Linked DNA regions of Homo sapiens: region 1 is linked to region 2. A link is an interaction called in ENCODE POLR2A ChIA-PET data of the cell type or tissue named here. Cell type or tissue: PC-9. All regions are shown on one strand.

Region 1 (8,000 bases), 110 kb after region 2:
TCGTAGAGGCACAATCTGCATGGATGTGGGGTTTTCTGTGACAGCCCTCAGTAGCCAGGGTTTAGGAGGAGAAGTTCCTAAAGCTGAATTCAAAGGCCCCAAGCAGTTCCATCTCTTTCTGTGAAGGCTTCATCATTCTCCCGGGCTCCCAGACTCAGAACCTCATACTCCACTCCCCTAATCCCTCCCAGTCACAAAACCATGCCTCTTCCCGCATGAGAAGATTCATTATTCCTTGAGCACCTACTAAGTGCTGGGTGTGTTACAAGTTAAAATCCTCAAACAAGAGTCCTGTGAAGTGTTTTTAGCCTCTATCTATAGATGACAAAACAGGTTGAAAGAGATGAAGTAATTTGCTCAAGGGCACACAGGTAGCAAGTGGCAGAGCTAAGATTTGAAACCTTCCACTTCCCTCTCGTCTTTTCTACATACACTACCACCACCCTAGTCCAAGTCCTCAACATTTCATTCCTAACTCTTGACATGATAAATGTCTCCTAAGTTACCTCCCAGCACTGCCCATTTACAGTTCACAAATCGAGACGGATCTTCTTACAGCATTGCATTTACTAATCCCGGCTCCATGCTTTGGCTTTGGAGGCTCCTCAATACAGGAACATTCCAAGCTCCACAGCCATCCCTTGGGATCCTTCATAAATGGTGCACATCTCCTTCTTCAATCTTGTTTCCCATGCGTACCTCTGCTCACCCCATCTGTAATCCCCTGCCCAGTCCATGCACCCCGTCAAGGTCCTAACACCCAGCACATTCCTCCCCTGCAGCTCTGCCCTCTGGCCACCCAGCTCCAGCCCTCTCCTGCAGTCTGCTGGGTGGCACCAACCCAGCTTACCAAGCTCTCCTGGCTCTTCTGAGCTCACTGCATCTAGCTTCTCTGGGCAAGAGCTCCCTGTGCCCATGTGGACTGCCAGCTTCTTGAGGGCAATGAATCGTGTATTGACAATGCTTGCAACTGCCCGCTGCTCAACACAGTGTCTCAGTTATTTGATCCACAGAACAATTCTGATGCTCAGGTGATATGATTCCAGAAGTTTTTCAGAAAATGTAGGAGAACCAAGATGGCCAAGTGAAGAGACACAGGGCCTTCTTGAAGCTGGGAGGCATACCTATTCTTCCTGTGCAGGAGGCACCAGAGTCCGGCACCTCCTAACATCCACTCTAACGGGGAGGAGGATGGCTGGGTTTGGCTCCTCCCTCCTCTTCCTGCACCTGCATATTCAAGGTCTTGGTGTCCTTCCTTTACCACCCTTTCACATGCTTTTGTAGACATAGATAGATATACTCTCTTCTTCCTTCTTCAAGGGAGAGCTTGAAATGTGAGAAATCCAGCTGTGTGGAGAAGCTCATGGTGACTGGCAGAACAGTCAGGACTGGGCAACCAGAAGCAGGAAAAAGAATATTCTATTTTGGGAAATGAGGAGCTGGACTGATCCACTTCGATCACCAGCTATGGACCACCATCTAACAATTCTGGGATTCCCAGAGCCACAAGAGGGAGATGCCTGGGAAAGGTGAAAATCAGCAAAACACTCAAGGGCCATCTGATCACCCCAGGCAGACAGGCAGATCTGGGTAACATGGGGCTGAGAGAAAACCACAGGTTTCAAGGGGATGCTGTCACCAAGATGCCCCATAAGAAATCAGGATCTGCCCAAACCAGGGGCAACCAAAGGGGCATTGTACTCCTCAGGACTTAGCTGAAGTCACAGGAGCACTGGAGTCAGGCCTGCGATCAAATCCTGACCTCGTCAGCCAGGTCAGCCTTCACCTCTTGGAGGCTGGCTCTGCATGAGTGACTGTGAGGCCTAAATAAAATTAAGTGTATAGAAGTATAATATCTAGCACAGGCCTGGCCTTACATAAGGGGCACACTCAGTGTTGCTCCCCTCCCCCTTTCCAGCCTTCAGACCTCACAGCTCTCTCCACTCTTACTAACAGAAACAAGCACAGAGGCCACAGAGCATTTCCCAGCAAGAAGGTTTGCAAAGAAGGATGGCAGAAGTCCGCAAAGAAACAAACAGGCCACCCCACTGCTGGTAAGAGAGAAGCACCGGACCTCGGTGAATGCCCGGGTTTCAAAACACACAAAGCTCCGAGCCTCTGATTGTACCTAAACAGGAAGTTTGTGACAAACTTAGAAAACACGCATGCACAATGGCAAGAGGCTGCACGCCACTGAGAAAAGATGAAATCCGGCCCTGCTGGGGGCTCTGTGTGGAGGAGAGGCGTGCAGAGCCAACACTCCCACCGCACCAAGATCTTCCTGGCTGTAGGGAGGCACCCTTACCCTGGGCTTCTCCTCACCCCAAGCATGGGAGGGATTTGGGCCAAAATGTGTGGAGCTGCTCTGGTTTCCAAAGCCAGGCTCTGCTCACCCCCTCCTGCTCTCTCTCCCACCCCTACCCACTCAGGCATCTAGGACATCAGGTACTCCCAACAGCTGGCAGGGGCCTGGTGACTGAGGTGTATAGCAGGGGACCATTTTTCAGCTGGGAGATCTTAGCACAGAAAGGGGAAGTGACACACAGAGGTCCCGCAGAGCTCCCATCCCCGATCTGATCTCCATCTGGCTGCCCGGCCAGCGTCTGTATCATCGGGCCCTTTAGCATTCCACAATGGGGTCCTCAGCTGCCATCTCCTTCCACTTTGACACCCTGCCTGGCCCTAACATTTTTACTTGCATTGCTCACACCAGTATGGGGCTCGATAACTTCAGTTCACTTATCTGAAAGTGCAGGCAAATGTGGACACAATCTGTGTCTCATCTCAAGTAGAGGACAAACTTGGGAGATTGTTCACAATCTCCCAAGTGCCCGTGGAATGGGCCCTGCATCCAGGCAGTATACTTGGTGGCTGTGCTCCAGTAAATACTCGGTAGATTAATACACAACATCAATACCTTCCTATTGTACCTCCCCAACCAGGTTATGTCCCACTTGTCTCTGAGTCACCCTCAGCAAGGACAGGTCCCTCTACCCCTCCTGAGTGGAGGGCCCAGCTGTAAACTCAGTCTCCTGATGGTTGGCTCCTCGGCGCCCCCACACAGCACCTCCCGCAGTGGTTTCCTCGCCCCCCCAAGTTAGGTTCCTTTTTAAAAAAATGACTCATTTAGGAAGAGACAAAACCAAGAACTTCAATGGTAAAGATAAAACAGCAAGCACCAAGACTCTAAACACCTCCCACTCCATGTAGAATTTAGATCCGATAAAGCTTCCCCAAACTGGACCTCCTAATTTGGAACTTACGGTATACACAATTCTTCTAGCAAAGACACTTCCAGTAATGTCTCAATGTTTCAGCGTCTTCTTTACAAATAGAGATGGCCCCAGGACTCCAGGCAGTAGTTTTTTCAAAATGAGGGAATGAGAAATTAAAGATTAAAGTCCACGCTTTGGACTTCTGGGTCAAAAAAGTAATTATTTGATGTTTTACTACATTTATGATTCTAATTTATTGATTGCAGGACATAGGCATTATATCACAGGCCTAATGAGAATTATGGGGAGTTTTTTAGTTAAAAAATGACTTCTTGGTATGTAAGAAGTTTATGACATTTGTGCACAGTATCTGAAAGGAATGAAATTATATGATACAATACAGAGAATAGTAACATTTTAGGGCTAAAATGAGCAATTAAGATGACCCGAATCCAGGGGTTCCCAATGTTAGCTGCATTTCTGAAAAAAATTCCCAGGCTCCCCAAGATTCTGACACATTCAGTCTGGAGTGGGGCTCTGACATCAACTGTTTCCTTTTATAAGTTTCCCAGTGATTTTAATGTGCCTACAGGGTTGAGAACTGCTTATCTGCAGATAAGAAGGCTGGGATCTAAAAAAAACTGAGGAGGCCAGGCACGGTGGCTCACATCTATGATCCTAGCACTTTGGGAGGCCAAGGCGGGTGGATCACTTGAGGTCAAGAGCTCCAGACCAGCCTGGCCAACATGGTGAAACCCCGTCTCTACTAAAAATACAAAAGTTAGCCAGCATGGTGGCAGGTGCCACCCAGCTACTCAGGAAGCTGAGGCATGAGAATCGCTTGAACCTGGGAGGCAGAGGTTGCAATGAGCCAAGATCAAGCCACTGCACTCCAACCTGGGCAACAGAGCGAGACTCCAACTCAAAAAATATGAACAAACAAACAAACAAACTGAGGAGTCCAAAACTGCATAGTCAGTCAGACCCAAAACCAGAACTGAATCTAAAATCTGCACCCCCACCCAGTCCGGTTCTACACGTTTGCTCAGGTTTTTGGTATTCACAGATTTGCTAAAACTTTTTTTTTAAACAAACAAACAAAAGAGGGGACTAACTAGGGCTGCCAACTTTTGTTTTGTCAAGCAAAGGTATTTTACAAATATCTACCAGTTATCATACTATTACCACTTCCTGATGTGTCTCTTGTCTATTTGCATACCTGCTGCCCTCTCTGGCCCAGTCTCCACCCAGGAGGTAAAATTTCACAATATCTGGCCCCGCCCACTGTTGCATTCACCTTCACTCACCCTGCTCCTTATGACAAATCCAATCAAAACCCAGGCCTAAAAACTTCTCCGTCTCCTCCTTCTCTAACTCCAGTTTCTGAAAGTCTCTTCTGTAACCACAAACTACTTCCCAGTCCCTCTAAACCTACCCTTCACCTTCCTCCTGACCTCCACATGAAAACATCTGTACAAGCCATACTAACAGTTTTGCTATTCCACACACATTATCCCTTCTAAATGTCTCCCCTACCAACGATATACCAGCAACTATTCAAAGAGGCTGCCTCTGAGGAGCAGAATTAGGGGGTAAAGGATGGATGCAGGGGAAGGGGGGGTCTCTTTATACCCTACCATTCGAATTTGGGAAAGCATATATTCTTTTCAATGGACACAAATCACACATACACACATACACACAGCAGGTTACAAAATGCATCTCTGATTTGCTTCTGTATTTATAAAAACACAAAAAATTGTCTGGGAAGTATGCATGTCCAGGTTCTAAATGTAAACGATATCTGAGTGGTGGGATTATGGGTGACATTATTTTCACTTCCCTTTCCTCTTTGTTATCTTTGTTATGTTTTGTTTACATAACAAAGAAAAAATAATAGTTTAAAACCTGAACCAGAGCTGGGCATGGTGACACATGCCTATAGTCTCAGCTACTTGGGAGGCTAAGGCAAGGGAATCACTTGAGTGCCTGGGCAACATAGCAAGATCCCATCTCTTTAAACAAAAACCATGAACCAAGGCATTATCTGATGTCCGAAACCTACATAGTTTAAAAAGCAAAGGTACCAGAGCAGGTCACAGACTGGCATAGAGAATTATCTCTTTTCTGTAAAATGAAGGGTCTTCCCCAGCCAGGCCCTCCTGGCTTCTGTGCGTGGCCTGGGTCCTGAGTCTACCACTGGCATTGACCCCAAGTCAACCCTTGGCCCTGCCAGCCCCCAAGAACAGATGCAGAAGAAATGTCCTCACATAGGTATAAAGCCCCTTCCAGAGCCTCTCTGGCCTTCTGAGGTCACCCCCTATCAGCTCTCCCTGGCCCCTGAGGAGGATCCACTATCCTCTCCTGAGTGTCTCCTCTGAGCCCTGGTTTTCGCTGTTTTCCTCTATGTTTTTCCCAGGCTATGCTCCCCAAGGCTTTCTGAGTCTCTGCAAAGGGGAGCAGCCACATACAATCCAAGTAACCCTCAGGCCCACAACCTGTAAATCAGGAGCCCAGAAACTCTTTAGATGGAGTGCAAACGGTGGGATTCTCCACAGTCCCCACGGCTCCCTAATGTTTTACAAGGCAGTGAAGAGGGGTGGCGGAGTGCTCTAGGCAGCAAGAACAGAACTGAGAGTTCAAAGGCCTGGAGGTCAGAGGGTAGGTGATGTGTTCAGGGAAGTAAAAGGCATTCAGGATAACTGGAGTGTCTCTGAGCACGTCCAAGGCCTAGCAGAGAGAAAACTCTAAGGAAACTTACCAAAATTCACAAGGGCCAGCAAAGAAGGGCCTAAACAAAGAACTCTCAACCTTTCATCTGCTGTGTCTCCTTCCAAATGCTTCCTCACTTGATCTACCCTTCCAGTGTCTAGGAGGATCTAGGCCAACAGGAGTGGGTGGCAAAATAGGAATAGAGAAAAAAGAAATGAGATTAAGCAGCCCCACACAGGAGGCAGACTGAGGTCCTCCCAATGTAGCGGTTCCCGAGGCCAAGAGACCTGATGCTCAACCCCCTCCTTGGCATCAGCTCCAAAGGCAAAGGACATTTGCAATGTATCCAAACTTCTGGGGCTCTCGAGGTAGCTTTTTAAAGAACTTTGAGACTTCAAGAGTGCCAAAACACAGATTGGCATGCTCAACCAGATGCATCTGTGACCTGTGTGAGGCCTTCTGGGGAACCCTACAGAGCTGGACTAGCATTCAGCCCCTGTCCTATAAGAAAGAAGCCATTGGCAATTCTGTCTCCTTAAATGTCCCCCCACATTGTGCTTGTATATGGCAAGCTCATCTGCTCAGGGGGAAATCTTGCCCTGTAGCAGCACTGTTCTGTTTAAGTAGGAGGTATGTGCCTGTTTTCCCTCCCTCAAAATCTCAACTAAGGCTGGGCGCAGTGGCTCATCCCTGTAATCTCAGCATTTTGGGAGGCCAAGGAGGGTGGATCACTTGAGGTCAGGAGTTCGAGATCAGCCTGGCCAACATGGTGAAACCCCGTCTCTACTAAAAATACAAAAATTAGCCGGGCATGGTGGCAGGTGCCTGTAATCCCAGCTACTCAGGAGGCTGAGGCATGAGAATCACTTGAACCCAGAAGCCAGAGGTTGCAGTGAGCCGAGATCAAGCCACTGCACTCCAGCCTGGGTGACAGAGCAAAATTCAGTCTCAAAAAACAAAAACAAAAACAAAAACCCCTCAACTAGACTGTAAGCTCCTACTAGAGTCAGCTCTAGCTTCTGTTCTTCATTTGCCTTAAAGAAAGTCCTCCCTGTTGGCTTTTGTTGAGCTCTTACTAACCAAGTAGAAAGCCAGTTCTCAAACCCATCAGCTCCTACATGAGGCTTCTGTCCAACAGCTACGGCTCTCACTGGGCTACAGGGACAGTTCTTTCCAATGGAGTTCCTTCAGGCCTCAGAGTGGCAATGGCTTCCCCCCACAGGACCATTCCCCTGTGACCACTTAGAGTCCAGTCTCTGGGTGCTGTATCCTCCCAGTCAGTTCCCTTCCCCCTAACTAACTTAAAGTCTCTTCAACTAAACCTTTTGAGTGAAAGAAAACTCACGACCTAGGATTCGCACCTAAGAAAGCTGGATTCTCATTGGAGACTTTGGAGATGCGCACACTCAAAACAGCCAGACAACATCCCAAGGGATGGCAGAGAATCGCCTGCCACTGATGCCTAATAGAGAGATGGAGAGGGATGAGAAGGTCTCAGAGGAAGTGAGATCTGAGTTGGGTCTCAAAAAATGGGTTCAATGGGGTCAACTGGAGAGGAAGTAGGAAGACCATCCCAAGCAGTGGGCCAGCACACACGTGGCACTGACCACAGGGTGGGTGGGGCCCCACTACGGAGGAATGAGACCCTGAGTCAGGCAAAGGGTAAGAGTGTGTGTTCGGGAGTCACGTCAGAATTGGTCTGAGCTCAACTCTACCTCTGGCTAGCTGAGCAACTGGGTAGCTTGCTAACCTCTCTCAGCTCCACATTTTTCCTCAGTAACAGGATGAAGACAAGGATAATCAGGGTACCCATGCTATGGTTGTTGTAAAGATTTAATGAGAGGATGCACATAAAATGCTGTCAATAAATATAATTTGTTATTCTTGCTACAGTCAAAATACCAGTGGCCATCCTGCTGGTGTGGCCGGGGCACTTTCTTCTTTCTAACAGCCACAGTGTTGTGAAGAAGGGAGCACTGGTGGACTGGGCACATCCTGAGTCACCTAAGAAGGGGAAGAGGCTGGGTGCGGTGGCTCACGCCTGTAATCCTAGCACTTTGGGAGGCCCAGGTG
Region 2 (8,000 bases):
GCAGCCTTAAAAAGTGGGTGAACATTTCAACTGTTTCCTTATCCCAGAGACTGTAGTGATCACTTTATGCATCTGTCTCCCAATTAGACTGCGATTCCCTTGAGGATAAGGGCTATGTATTCCAAGTCTTTCTTAACACCCAGCAGCGCGTGCTACATACAGCCAATACTCCGCAAAAGTCTGTGGGATAAATGAGAAAGCTAAAGAAAACGAGATGTCCCAGGACTTTACCCAGCACCCAGAGCCCAGGAGGACGCTAAAGGGGTGACTCACTGGAGCGACACAGCAGCACCCGTGGTGTGGGCGTCAGGGGCGTCAGGGGCAGCTGCGGGTGGGCGCCAGGGCCGTGGCCGGAGATGAGGACATTGCTGAAGAGCCCCGAGCCCTGGCGCACCGGGCTCAGCATGGGTGGGGGCGTGTAAGGGGGCAGCTCGTGGGTGGGGTCCAGGAGCAGGTGGTCCCCGAGGACGCGCGGGGAGCGCAGCTGGCTCTGGTACAGGGTGGCGCCCGAGTAGGAGGCAGCGGGGTTCGGGTTGTAGGAGGGCGGCGGCGGGATGAAGAGAGGTTCCGGCCGGTGCCGGAACTTTTTCTTCTCCTGCACGGTCTTGAGGGGCTCCTCGGCTTTGGGCACACTCGGCTGATGCTTCCTGGGGATTTCCTAAAACCGGAACAACGATCTGATTCGAATACTTCAGCTTCCCCCGCAGGCCATTTCCACAGGTTCAGGGAAGGGGGCCTTCTACTGTCTAAGCAGAGAGCCCTTCTGCTTGACCCCCCCACCCCCAACGCCCCCACATTCTGACCACATCCATTTTAGGCAAAGCGAGTTCTGGTTGCTAGACTAGGGAGAAAACTAAGGTTTTGGAAGAAATCCCTAATTTCTGAAAGAGCTGGGGGTGGTAGGAATAGTGGGTGGGCAAGAAGTAATAAATTCAAATTCTTTATTGCTTATCACTACATTCCCATCTGTTTGAGTGGAATCCAGCTGAGTGGGCTCTTTAATTCCCCCATTGCTCCCCAGGGACGGACATCAGGAACAGATACCACATGTTCTGAGAAGGGGACAGAATAATCTCTTCAGGGAAGCTGGGACCGAGACCTGTGAGGCAGGAAGTGGGGGTTCAAGCCTAGCCAAGGTTCCTAAGGCCAGCGACCCACACCGGGCTCTCCTGGGTCACTTTCAGCAGGGGGGGAGAGCCTTCGATGACCTCTAAGGGCCCTTCCATGTGCTCACCTAAAAACGGATCTGGTTAACCTCCCCCGTCACCACCCCTCACTATTGCTCCCAGAACTCGTAGCTTATTTGTAGCAAACTCTTCTCTGAGGTTGGCTTCCTGTCAGGAGAGTTAGTTTATTTTAATGGCAGCGGAACCAAGCATAGTCTGGAAGGAGGATCTGCCACATGGATACATATATACTAATAAGTAAACATAGGCACGTAAACAGATGAGCAGGGCATGCCAAAGCCAAACAGAAACAGACTCGGGTTGTGTGGTAGCATCAGCCCAGAAAAGTCGAGAGCTGGGTGTGGCTGCAGAGGCAGTGTGGTTGGGAGGGGCCACGGGGATACCTGAGGGAAGGTTCTGGGCAGTCTGGGGTGCCCTCTCAGGCCCTGCAGGCCAGGGGCCAGTCACAGCTGCAGGTCCTGGAGACTCCTGAGCCCAGGGTGGCGCCTGGGTAGGAAGCAGCAGGGGGTGATGGGAAGGGCTGGCTACGGTCATGTGACCATCTGCCTCCAGGCCATGTGACCTGCCCCATGGGCTCCTCTGCTCTGGGCTCCTCTCCCTCCAGAGCTTCAGGCTCTGCCCCCTTCTGTTTCTCCCTCAGCTTCTCTGCCTTCCATGGTGCCATCCTGGCCTCTAGGAGAGGAGTCTAGGGAGGCAGAGAGTGGGGAAAGGAGGAGGGGGCAGAGGGTCCCAGGCTCCCGGCTCCAGAGTGAGGTTCCTAACTACCCCCGCCCCCACCCCTCCCCTATCCCCGCGCCTCACCCCCAGGGGACCCTCCTTAGGCCAGCGCGCTCAACCGCCTCTTTTCTCCACCAGAGGGCTCCTCAGCGCCTGAGGCTGAGGCGAGAGAGGGGCTGAGGAGAATGGGGGAAGGAGGCCTGTGCCCCCCCCAAGGGGAGCAGCCCTGAAGATACACTCTGTTCCCGGGTAACAGATAAGATCATCCAAGAACATGCAGACCTTATATGATCTCAACGCAGCACTGCAATCCAGACCTCTGATCACAGGGCCAGAGGTCCCTTTTGGGCTCCCTCTCCTCCAGCTTCTTGTCCTGTTACTCCAGCTCTAAACCTGGATTTTCCGATCCTCCAGGCAAGGCTCTGAGCCACTGGGCAAGAGAAGCCACCCAGGATGTCATATATGGTTGTCACTTGAGAGGAAACACTTACAGTGTTCCACCCCACCAAGCTATTTGGACACTTTGGGGGTGAGGCCAAGCACTGAAAACTTTAAAAAGCTGCCCACAGAGAAGGATGAGAACCACTGATGAGTCCAACCCTATCAAGGTCAGGGGAGGAAACTGAGGCTGTGAGTGGGGGGCAGGTCTCAGCTGTCTTCATCCCAGCTGGCTAGGAGCCAAACTGAGATGGGCACTCGGGGCTCCTTCCTGGATGTTTTAATTTCTTTACATTAAGTGCCAGGGCCTTGTTCCCATGTATTCAGTCCCACCTACATGCTTCCACTTCAGCCTACCGCCCCCACCAACGAGGTCTCTCTCACCCTTCCATTAAGCCAAGTTCATCCCTTCCTTCAAAATCCTGCTCAGAACTCTAATGGTGATCTCCTGAGCAAACTCCCTTGCCCCTCCCCAGTCCATAATGACTTTGGCTACCCAGGTGTATTCTCATCCAGTCACACTTAAAGCATCAATTTCTTGTCTGCCCCTGTCTTTCTCTTACCATCTTGAAGGGGTGGGGGGGGTGTGCCTGGGACTCTGACCCCCATGTGACTATGAACTCTTAATTGAGAGTTCCCCAAGGGAACTATTTCCCCAAGGAAACACTGTTTCTCCTGCCAAAGCACGAACTTCCCTGGGCAAAGAGGGAGCTTGGATGTGTCATTTCATCTCTCTGCCTGTTGCTGACCCCCAAGTCCTGACGGCTTATGAGAATCTTCCCCCCAGTTCTCCATCAGTTTCTCTTCTTTTGAGGACTTGATATTACACCATAAAGGTTTTTTTCTGTACTTTTCTAGTTGTATTCATTATCTTCTCTCCCTCTACCCTGGCCCAGCCTACCCTTATGCCTCCTGGATTCCCAGCAGCTACCTATTCCTAAGGACAAATATGACCCAACATGCCACTTTGTGGGGAGGGGGTAGGTTTGATATTGCCAACCACACAGGTCACAAATTCCCTAGGGGCAGAGAGAGAGAGAGAGAGAGAGAGAGAGAGAGGAGAGAGAGAGAGAGAGAGAGAGAGAGAGAGAGAGAGAGAGAGAGAGAGAGAGAGAGAGAGAGAGAGAGAGAGAGAGAGAGAGAGAGAGAGAGAGAGAGAGAGAGAGAGAGAGAGAGAGAGAGAGAGAGAGAGACAGACAGACGGAAACCCTTCCCAGAGGCAAATTAAGCTGTTTGAGTGAAGCACTTAAAATTGGAGAAAGGAGAACAGTGAGTGAGAAAAACAAATCTCTTTGCTTTCCTGAGATTAGGGGTGGGTGGCTCTCAGTGGAACTACTTTGGGAACTTTAACGAATTAGGTTCTCCAGGGTATTTAAGCAGACAAAAATATTAAGCAACTGGTAAGGCTGCTTGTCAGAATGGATGCCAGGGCTATTGCCTGGAAGCCTGCTGCGCCAGTGGTTACCTCTTTGGTTGTGGATTTGGGAGGTCTGGAGATCCTGGGGAAGGGGCCAGGGCCTGGGGCAACAGCTGCTTACTTTCTGGGATACAGGACTTCCATATTTCAATAATGGCTATGATTGTCTCAGTGACTCCCAGCTGAATGATCGTCTCTGTTTAAACCTGGGAACACTTTCGGGTCTCTCAGAATCTAACCTAGGCCATTAGTTTGGCATTTAATGGGGAGCAGGCAGTGTGAACAAGGGTAGGGTTCCCAATGTGGCCACGGGTTCAGCCCTGAGAGACCAAGCCGTATCCAAGCTCAGGTCAGTGACTCTGGAAGGGCCGCCCCATCTCCAAGAAAGCAAAGGGATGTCCCCACCCAGGCAGGTGGGGCAGAGCAGCAACTCACAGCAGGCGTGCGGGGGGCAGCCCCTTGGGGTGAGTGTGGGGGAGAGAGGGTCATCCTCACGAGCACAGGCATCTCGTCGTCCGACATCGAGCTGGCTGGCTTGTCTCTGGCGGAGGGGGCGGCAACGGTGCTGTTGGTGAACCCCTGAGAGCTGGGCTTGGGCGGGAGAAGCTTGACAGGGACAGACACGGGCATGACCATAGGCGTGAGGCTTTCTGCCTCGGGAGGGAGCTGTGGTGGCGGCGGAGGCGGAGGCGGAGGCGGCAGTGGTGGCTGGGGCTGAGGCGGCAGGACCTTCTCTCCTTCCTCCTACACAGACAATAAAGGCTTTGATCCTGGGCTGAGAGCAGCTCTCACAAGGGGGATGCACTTTGCTTTTCCCGAAAGGTTCCAGGACATCAGGTATGGGTGATAGAGAACCGCTGCAGGGCGATTTCCTTCCTGCAATCCTGAGTCCCTTGGCTGGAGTGATGCCAGCTGATGGTGGAAGAGGCTGGACTCCATTTTTTACAGTTAAAAATTCTTGACCATGCATTACTTGTGTATTAAACTATTTTAAAAAAATTGTGTGGTTGTCATGCTTTTAAAGAAAGGGACACGGACTTGTAATCAGTCCAAAAGAAGGTACGATCTTGTGTAGGAGTTTTTAATTCTATGGGCCTTAGTTCACTCATTTGTCAAATGGAAATAGGCATTCCATCCTAAATTTTATTCAGGTCAGGAAACCACACTGGAGATACAAAACATGTACTTTTAACAAGTAAAGACAAAAGCTTTTTTAAAAAACATAATCTGGCATGGCCAGGAGATGGAGTGATCTGGGTAATCAAAAATTCTGTTCAACAGAGATTTAATCCCATAGATTTAAATTAAGAGTAACAATATTAAAATAATTCTGAGAAAATTTTTTGATTTTAATCTAACTCTAAAATTTGTGGATAGTTTACTATCTGGATATCCTACCTGGATAATCCAGAGGGTATTTAAGGATCTTTGGATGTTGAGCTGAACACCACTGCATCAGTAAATAGAAAATTCTGGCTGAGAGCCTGATGATTATATTAGCTTTCTCTGGCAATTGACCACTAATCTGGAAGGCCCCAGTGGGCCTGGTCTTGGGTGTGTCAAGCAGCAGAAGTTTAAAAATAATATTGCATTTACATGTTTTCCTTTGCTGTCTTCTCCAGGAGGCAGAGAGAGAAGCTGGGATGCCCTAAAAGGCTTTCTAGCGCCTCTGATTTTGACCCTTGCTCATCATAAAGCTGGGGAAGTGGGGCTGCTTGACCTGGCTGGCTCCCAGCGCCAAAGCCTAAGCATTCCTGTCAAGGGAGGACTGTGCCTCGCCAGGTCCCGCATGGGGCTCACATCACTCTCTGTCTGACGGCAGCAAAGCAAAGCAAGCAGCACACGACCTAGAAAGGACCGGGAACTGGCTCCTGCTAACCTGTTTGAGGTTGGGGGAGGCCCTCATTCCCCCGTGGGACCGCATGTGGCCATTCAGGGCAGGCAGGTTCTTGAACTCCTTCAGGCAGATGGAGCATGTCAGCTTGTTCTTGGCATCAAACTGCTCCCCAAACGCTCCTTTGGGTTGGCCACTGCTCAAGGGAAGAGTCAAATGGAGAGGACACATACGTTGAGGAAGGGGAAACAGTGACTTGCCACAAGACCTCATACCCACCACAAACCCATTTCATTCATCCAATGATCCCATTGTCCATGGCACCACTTGTATCACCCCAGTGCCCTTTAGAGAACAAAGTTCAATTTATAGATGAAAAACTGAGGCTCCAGAGTGGGAAAAGGCCTTCTCAAAGTCATGCAAGAATTGAACAAAATGTCCTTCTTCATACCAAGGCTTCAGGCAATGGATTTTGACTTGGGAACGATAGCTTATTACCCTTCCAGGGTCAGCCTGAGCCCAGCTCCTCCAAAAGCCTCCCCACTTAGAGACATTTGTGCAAGTTCCTGGGGCAGCCGCCGTACTGCACGCTTCAGCAGTTTATCAGGTTTGGCTAAATCTTTATTGACCATGCCCATGGGATGAGGAAGCAAGTCTGTACTGTTCACTGCTGCATTCTCAAAACCTAGCTCTATGCTTGGCACACAGTAGGCACTCAATAAATACTGAATGAATGCACAGTGGACAGAACATGGGCTTTGCAGTCAATCCCAGCATTGTTACTTGATATGTAACCTTAAGCTCTTTGAGCCTCAGTTTTCTCATCTGTAAAGTAACAATCATAATAGCTAACAATTATTGAGTGCTTACTGAGTATAGGCACATCGTAATCACACCCACCCTCATAGGTTACTTTACTATACATAATGCCTAGTGCTTAGCCCATAGTATGCACTCAAACACAACAGCTGCTATTATTATTTCTACACACTTCTTTGAGGAATGACTTGGAATTTAAAAATGAATCATGAGAGACACCCCAGAAAATCCTCCCCGTCTCCCAAAATACCAACAAGGTTCCACTCATCCTACCTTGACTCAGGGGACCCTGGCTGGGCTCTCCCATCAGGTAGGTGCATCTAATTTTGAGCCAAACAGGACACCGAAAAAAAGAAGAGAAAAAAACGTGTTCTGAAGGGAGAAGTCCTCGAGCAGTGGGAACACCAGGTACTCTTCCAGGACTCTTTCTGCTGTCTGCTTCGTGCTGACCCCATTCATGTCCACTCACTCCCTCACTCTTCTGCAATTGACTTCTGTCCCTGAATTGCTCCTTGACTTGGGACCACCGCCCCACTCCTGGAGCTGCTGCCAGCCACAACAAGCCCACCAGGATGCAACTCCCCCACCGTGTTTTTTCCTGTTCTCCCAGGGCACCCACTCTGTGCACAGACAGACTCCATTCCCATAAGGGACACAGAAGAAAGAGGTGGGAGACGCAGCATTATGCCAGGAGACCCCCTGATGGAATTCTTTTTTTTTTTTTTTTTTGAGACAGGGTCTTGCTCTGTCACCCAGGCTGTAGTGCAGTAGCATGATCATGGCTCACTGCAGCCTCCACCACCTGGACTTAAGCAATCCTCCTGCCTCAGCCTCCCAAGTAGCTGGGACTACAGGTGTGCGCCACAACACCCAGCTAAATTTTTGATTTTTTGTAGAGGCAAGGTCTCGCTATGTTGCTTAGGCTGGTCTCGAACTCCTGGGCTCAAGTGATCCTCCTGTCTTGGCCTTCCAAAGTGCTTGGATTATAGGTGTGAACCACCATATCTGGCCCTGGAATTCTTCTTAAAAAGCCTTAGCCAAATCATCTCATTCTTATATTTACAAAGGCTCTCAGTTACCACTGGTTCTGAACCCCAGACAAAACAAACTCAAGGGGAAGTTCATCTCTGGCCTTCAACCTCCATCAGAACTTTCTTTCTATCCAACCAGTTCCCATTTGGGGTCACCTCCTCCTCAGACACTGCTGTCATGTGACTGTATGCCTTGGAATAAGCCAAGGCATGAAAAGTGCCCAGCACATAGTAGGCTGTTTTCTGGTCAAATATTTTTGGGAACAAATCAAGGGTTAATCATGGTGCACAAGATGAACCGGCCTGCAGACATGTTTGTTTGGCTAGACTGTTTTTTAAAAACCCTTAATGAGAATGCTATGGGATGGGGCATCTGCTCTCTAGTTCACAGTCACCACCACTGCCTAATGTCTCATACCAGACAGTTTTGCTTATTTACTTTCCCAGCCTGGATCATGTGGGCAGCTAAGGTTTTCATCTCCACAATCACACATGGTATCTGCGAGACTCACAATGCATACTACCATATTAAAGGTCACAAAAAGTCCTGCAGTACA

The links. Peaks named below come from ENCODE experiments on the same cell type or tissue, not always from the same donor. Only the 100,000 strongest peaks of a DNase experiment are listed, where the experiment ranks them.
Region 1: POLR2A ChIA-PET joins it to region 2 with 14 read pairs; 3 of 35 experiments call an interaction of 5 or more read pairs at or near these places.

What each region holds. Positions count from the first base shown.
Region 1 is chr6:42,365,305-42,373,304 of GRCh38, forward strand. The region is part of intron 2 of TRERF1 (transcriptional regulating factor 1); the gene reads right to left. Among named protein-coding and RNA genes, the nearest start is that of TRERF1, 83 kb to the right of the region's middle. RefSeq lists an enhancer at 2,672-2,761. In PC-9, no CTCF peak of the experiment used is centred here; a DNase peak (open chromatin) is centred at 4,367; H3K27ac peaks cover 1,835 bases.
Region 2 is chr6:42,259,066-42,267,065 of GRCh38, forward strand. TRERF1 (transcriptional regulating factor 1) reads right to left here. Exons shown (of 18, transcript NM_001395490.1): 6 at 6,686-6,732; 7 at 5,639-5,789; 8 at 4,255-4,503; 9 at 274-658. Among named protein-coding and RNA genes, the nearest start is that of MRPS10, 45 kb to the left of the region's middle. RefSeq lists enhancers at 1,119-1,639, 1,640-2,160, 2,098-2,147. In PC-9, CTCF peaks have their summits at 2,041 (motif pointing right) and 2,241; no DNase peak of the experiment used is centred here.